Regions from separate parts of the Mus musculus genome. Here region 1 is linked to region 2. The links are chromatin contacts, found by Hi-C or POLR2A ChIA-PET in ENCODE. All regions are on one chromosome and are shown on one strand. Each heading gives the region's core, a stretch centred on a gene start or an enhancer-like site at or near the end of the contact. The rest is flanking DNA. Distances are from core to core; before and after follow the strand shown. Region 1 holds the start of Fuca1 (fucosidase, alpha-L- 1, tissue). Region 2 holds the start of Srsf10 (serine and arginine-rich splicing factor 10).

What was found. A loop is a pair of places that touch in the nucleus more often than their neighbours do. ChIA-PET counts read pairs that join two places held with the same protein, here RNA polymerase II (POLR2A).
Region 1: POLR2A ChIA-PET joins it to region 2 with 10 read pairs in embryonic stem cell. The contact joins the promoter of Fuca1 here to the promoter of Srsf10 in region 2. A Hi-C loop is called at or near these places in 1 of 37 maps with a recorded cell type or tissue (regulatory T cell). POLR2A ChIA-PET finds 5 or more read pairs at or near these places in 2 of 5 experiments (both embryonic stem cell).

What each region holds. Positions count from the first base shown.
Region 1 is chr4:135,919,084-135,922,063 of GRCm38, forward strand. It overlaps Fuca1 (fucosidase, alpha-L- 1, tissue), which reads left to right and starts at 1,643. Exons shown (of 8, transcript NM_024243.4): 1 at 1,643-2,067. The coding sequence starts at 1,721. Cnr2 (cannabinoid receptor 2 (macrophage)) reads left to right here. Exons shown (of 2, transcript NM_009924.4): 2 at 1-1,136.
Region 2 is chr4:135,854,564-135,857,612 of GRCm38, forward strand. It overlaps Srsf10 (serine and arginine-rich splicing factor 10), which reads left to right and starts at 1,508. Exons shown (of 6, transcript NM_001080387.2): 1 at 1,508-1,728. The coding sequence starts at 1,664.

The DNA.
Region 1 (2,980 bases), core at 393-2,892, 65 kb after region 2:
CACGCTTAGTGATTTAGACTGTATTTCAACATCAACTTGGGGGAGGAAGAGACAGAAAAGACACGGTGTTTCCTTATTACTCCTCAAAGGAGGAAGTGCTTGGTTCTGTCAACATAAGCCGATCTCTCCAAGGTGCCTGACAGAGGAGGAGGGAATACAGTTTCCACAGCTGTGAATTCCTGCACCAGCTTTGGTCCACACTTATGTGGTCTTGATCAACCCCCGCCCTTTACCTTGCTTTGGTTTCCTTCTCGGTAAATTGGGAATGGTGGGGAAAACAATGCTCTCCAGGGCCATTAAAACCTCTCATTGCTCTAACATGCTGTGGTTATCTCTGCAACCATGGAGACCTTTGTGCCATATGGACCATGTGACTTCTGGCTCCCATACTTCCTGAAGTTATGGGCACACACCATATACCATTGGGCGTGTGCTGACTGTAGAGGAATTGGGTGACTGGCCATATGAGTTTTAGAGATTTTCCCAGGGCAAGAGGGTTCTCTTGGCTCTCAATTTTTCTGGTCCCTCATGCCTCAGTGGTCCCCTGTGTGTGGGTCAGGCATGCTTGTTTAGCGGTGCCAGACTGAAGCTCCGGCCTTCCGGTGTACCAAGCAAGTGTTGTACTCCTGAGTCAGGTTTTCTTCAGTTAGATGCTAACTAAGCTCTCTGAGAGACCCTCAAAGTTTTTGAGGTGTAGCTCAGTCAGTAGAGTGCTGCATCTGCAAGAGCAAATCTCTGGGTTCAAAGGTCAGTACTACCTAAAACCAGGAATGGCAGTGCCATCCCCTACCTGTAATCCCAGCACTCCTGAGGTACAAGCAGGAAGATCAGGAATGCAAAGTTACTGTAGCTGTAAGTTCGAAGCCAGCCTGAGCTAGTTGAGACCCCCTTACCTCAAAATAAATTTAAGTTACAATTCTAAATTAAATTAAAATGTCTAGGGCTGGAGAGATGGCTTAGTGGTTAAGAGCACAGACTGCTTTTCCAGAGGTCCTGAGTTCAATTCCCAGCAACCACATGGTGGCTCACAACCATCTGTAATGGAATCTGATGCCCTCTTCTGGTATGTTTGAAGAGAGCGATGGTGTACTCATATACATAAAATAAGTAAATAAATCTTTTTTTAAAAAAATGTTTAAGTTCCTCGGAGTTCTTGTTAAGTTCAACGGACAAAAGATAGACTAAAATAACCACGTCTGCCCTTAATCTTTCAGCAGCCATTTCTCTCCCTCCGCATAAAGCTCCTTCTAACCTTGTTATTTCTCAATCTCTTCGGCAACTCTCCAATCTGCTAAACTCCACCTGCTGGCTGGAGGTATAGCACAGAGAACCCGCGGCTCCTAAATAGTCACTAAATAAAACGACCTGGCTTCAGCCTTCCCCTGAAGATTGGTGCAACAACGTGGACTTCTCCCAGTTTTCCCCACACCTTGGGTCTTTCTCACTTGCGGGGAATCCGGCAATTAAATCCTTAGGCGAGTCTACGGAATTTAAATTCAATAGAGCAGAACCAGCAACGCCGCCTTAAGTCTTTCTCCCTTCCAATGCCAGAGGGCGCTCCAGAGCCGCAAGCCTGACCCCACCCCCTCTCCTTCCAAGCCAATCGTTACTCTGAGAGGCGGGGCTACTCGCCGGCGCTTGCGTGTTAAGAGGGGGGCGGTGCGGGCCCGGAAGCAAGGATGTAGGAGCTGAACTTGAGTGGTGGGCTGTGGACTCTGGGATGCTGCTGCTGCTGCTGCTGCTGCTAGTGGCTGCGGCCCAGGCAGTGGCCCTGGCTCCGCGCCGCTTCACTCCGGACTGGCAGAGCTTGGACTCGCGGCCACTGCCGAGCTGGTTCGATGAGGCCAAGTTCGGGGTGTTCGTGCACTGGGGGGTGTTCTCGGTGCCCGCCTGGGGCAGTGAATGGTTCTGGTGGCACTGGCAGGGCGATCGGATGCCGGCCTACCAGCGCTTCATGACAGAAAACTACCCGCCCGGCTTCAGCTACGCCGACTTCGCACCGCAGTTCACAGCGCGCTTCTTCCACCCGGATCAGTGGGCCGAACTCTTTCAGGCTGCCGGGGCCAAGTGAGTGCGGGACGGGCGCGAGGCGGGAGCAGGCAGGCCATAGCCGGCGCTGCCTGACCTCGGAAGGTCCAGGACCCTACGTTCTGCATCTCGGAGGAAGGACGCTAAAGACGAGAATCCAGCTGAGGATCAGTTAAAAAAATAAATAAATAAAATAAAATAAAATAAAATTAAGGCGGGAAAGCACTGGGTGGTACACCTGTGCGGAGAGAGACTAGAATCAGGCTACATCGGTGTCTCGTTTGAAAGGTCCAGAACACAGCCCAGATTCCCGTCGGTGGCCCTGAGTTGTAGATCTGACCAGTCCCCTTAGGCTACGGGTAGCGTCCGTCCGTGGAAGCTTATAAAAAAGCGCCGCCTGACTTCCTTGTAGCCCTGTGCCTCTAAAGGAAGAAGGAAGGATGGAAGTTTGGGGTTGCTCTTTGTTGGGGTCTCCCTCACTTCTCACTTGCTTATAGTAGAACTCAGAGGAGGAAGGGGGTTGTTTGGGCAAAGCCCTGCAGAGGAAGTGCGTTTTGAGAGCCCTCTAAGCCAGAGAAAATATTGGCTGACTTTGGACGCGGGATTTGGCCACTGTGAGGGCAGCCTCCCGCTCCTGGCTTAGTGTAGTCCTCCGCTCTCTTCATTGATTTTCTGCCAAACTCCGACTTTTTATTCCCTCGGGACGTTAGGTTTTCTCCCCCGAAGGGAAAGGCTGTGTATAGCTGGCACTTAGTATTTTCGCCAAGTAAAAGGCCTGAGGGAACAGAAATCTGTCATCTTGCCATCTTGAGAGCCGTAATTTACAAAGTTGAACTCCAGCCTTTTTCCAGACTTCCTGTTTAATGGACGAGGTAACTAGCCCAGAGAGAGGAAGGAGAGGAAGGAGCCTGGTGTCCTAGACTGCAGGTCTATGATCTGGAAGTGAAAGCTC
Region 2 (3,049 bases), core at 258-2,757:
TGCAGCAACTTATTCCCCCACCCAGATGACCAAATTATAATTTAAATCAATTATACCATCTTGCAATAAAGCAAAGATTCAAACAAAATACTGAAGACGCATTCCCAGCGGGCAGTACTTTCCTGAAGGCCTTCGGTACAGCCTCCTTCACACCACTCCTTTGGCAGAGCTGCTGTTTGGTAAATTGCACAACGTGCCCAAAAGCCTGGTGGTCAAGGGGTGTTGGACTTCTTGCTTTTCTTCTTGGTCATACTCTCATTCTCTCCGCAGTCCTCATGTTTACCAGAGACTGTGTGATGTATGTGAGGGAAGTGATGTGTGCATCTTCTCACTCATAAGTTTGAACTCCGTAGATATTAACGCATATAAGCCATATTTAAAAACAGGGCGCTGGGCAGTGGTGGCGCACGCCTTTGATCCCAGCACTTGGGAGGCACAGGCAGGTGGATTTCTGAGTTCGAGGCCAGCCTGGTCTACAAAGTGAGTTCCAGGACAGCCAGGGCTGTACAGAGAAACCCTGTCTCGAAAAGCAAGCAAACAAACAAACAAACAAAAAACCACACACACAAAAACAATAATAAAAATCTAAGTGTATTGCCCACTTGTGTATGGGTGCCCTAGGAGGCCAAAGAGGGAACTAGTAACAAAGCACTGAGCCCGCTCCCTCAACGTGGGGAATAGAGGGGAGGAGGCGCTAGAGAGAGGGAGGGGAGGGAGAAGAGAGGAGAAAAAAGGAGAGGGAGAAAAGCAAACCAGCTAGCCAAGGTTTTTTTGTAGCTGGGGAGTCCCATGATGAGGACTGAAAGTTGGAGGGGGACTGGAGCAAGAGGGGGACGATGGGCCGGGGTGAGTGGGCAGTGTCTGTCTTAGGGTGCAGGCAGGTCTGTGGGAAGAAACTTGGCTAGCAAATCCAAGGACCTAGATTGGATCCCCAGAAAACAACAAAGAGACAAACACCACCTCTTCAAGGCTGGAAAAGGGGTTCAGGCACCTTGCATGTGAGCAACAGAGACAAGGACAGCAGGGCCCGGGTCTCACGGGGAGGGAATTGCGTGCCTAGGTGACGCGGATGTGCAGCAAAGGCAGAGAGTTGCACGCACGGCACGCCGAAAGCTCTGCCCCTCCCCCAAACCCCACAAAGAATCTCTAAGTTCCTCTCTCTGGCCAGAGATCTGATAAGAAGCCCAGGCGCAACTCCGAACAGCGGATTCCGGAGCAGCCTCTAGCTGGCTCCGAGGCTCCCGAGCCCGGTCATGGTAGTTTAACCCGAGCGCTCGCCGAGAGGAGGAGGGATGGCGGGCTCGGCCGGGCGGGAAAGGGCGGGAAAGCGCAGCGCTAAAGAAAGAAAGAGGGGGAGGGGAGGAGCCCGCGCCTGGAGCCAATGAACGGCAGCGAGGCCGCGGTGCGCGCGTCAGGCCGGCGGCGCGCGCACGCCCAGAGATCTCGCGGGAAAAAGCCGTTGTCCCCCTCCGCCGGTGCTGCGGGGCGGGAGGTGGGAGGGGGCCTGGAGGCGGGAGCCAAGTCTCGCGAGAAGAGGCAGTTGCCGTAGCGGAGCCCTCTGGGTCTGTGCGAGTGTGGTGTGAGTGGATGTGAGCCGCCGCCGGAGCTGCGGACGGTTTGCCCGAGCCCGTTAGCGCCGCCGGCCCAGAGTCCCGCCGCCACCATGTCCCGATACCTGCGCCCCCCTAACACGTCTCTGTTCGTCAGGAACGTGGCGGACGACACCAGGTGAGCGCACCGGAGCAGCTACTGCGCGGGGGAGGGAGGCCGCGGGCGCCCGGCGAGCGGCGGCCGTGGCGCGGGGGAGGGGCGGGGCGAAGATGGCGGGGCCCGCGCCGGCTCTAGGCCGCGCCGCCGGCCTGCAGGAGCAAGGGCGGACACCGGGCCGAGCGCTGGCGAGCGAGCAGGCGTGAGGGCCGCGTGGCGGGCATTCGGGGGCCCCGTCCTCCCCCGCGTGCTCGGCGGCTGGGCCGAGCCGGCGGGCCGGACGTGTGTGTCCCTCATGGATCCGACGTCCACGTTCCATGAGGTGCACGCCCCCCTCGGCCTGAAAGGGATTTTTGTTGTTGAAAACGGGAAAAGGGTTGCCAGGCGGGGCGGCCCAGGCCAGCACTCGGGGAAGCCGAGGCGGGAGGATCGGCGCGAGTCGGAGGTCAGCTCGGGCTACGAAGTCAGAAGATGGAAAAGATGCGAGTGGGATAACGGGATAGCGGAGGGGAGGGTTTGCAGCTCCATCTCCCCCATCTGTGTGGATGGTGATGAGTGGATTCGAGATTGCTGTGGGGGAGAGGAGTCGTGGAGATTGGGGCGAGTGTAACAATTTTTCGGTTAAATGGAGTGATCCACGTGTTTTCGCGGAAATCTCTTTGAAAACGAGGTGCTGGAGAGACCGCTCCCGTTAGGGACCTTCGTGATTAACTTGGGTGAACGGAGGCGGTACTTTTAATAAAAGTCCGCCTTGTCTCCGGGCGTAGCCCCAGCACTCAGAAGACGGGTCTGGGAGTTCGAGTCTCGCCTGGTAAAGGGCTTTGTTTTCACAGCTTGTCCTTTGCTTTGAATTGCCTTCGGAATTTTTCAGAAGAGATTTTTATCACAGGATTACTCTTCGTGTTCGTACAAAATAAACTCCGAAGAAAAACTGAGGTTTTGGGTTTTTCTTGTTTTGTGGAGTTTTGTATCCTCTTTGTCATTACGCATAAAACAAAAGTGGTTAATTAACGACTTAAAAATTTTTCCATTTTGTCGTTTTAATACTTAAGTATGAAGTATGTAGATACTGTGATGGTTTTATTTCAGATTTTTAATGGCTGACCCTGTTGAACAATTTTAGCGTAAGCGGGGATGTGATGGGAATGCTTAATGCTGGAAATTGGGTTCCAAACCAACTTGACTAGAATGAGACCTGCCTTAAAACAAATATACAATACTTTTCAGAATGCTAGAATATTTGATGATTGTTTTTGCCATTTATTCGTTTTTTTTTAAAGACAGTTTCTTTGTAGCCTTGGCTGACCTGGAACTTGCTCTGTAGACAGGTTAGCAAAAATCC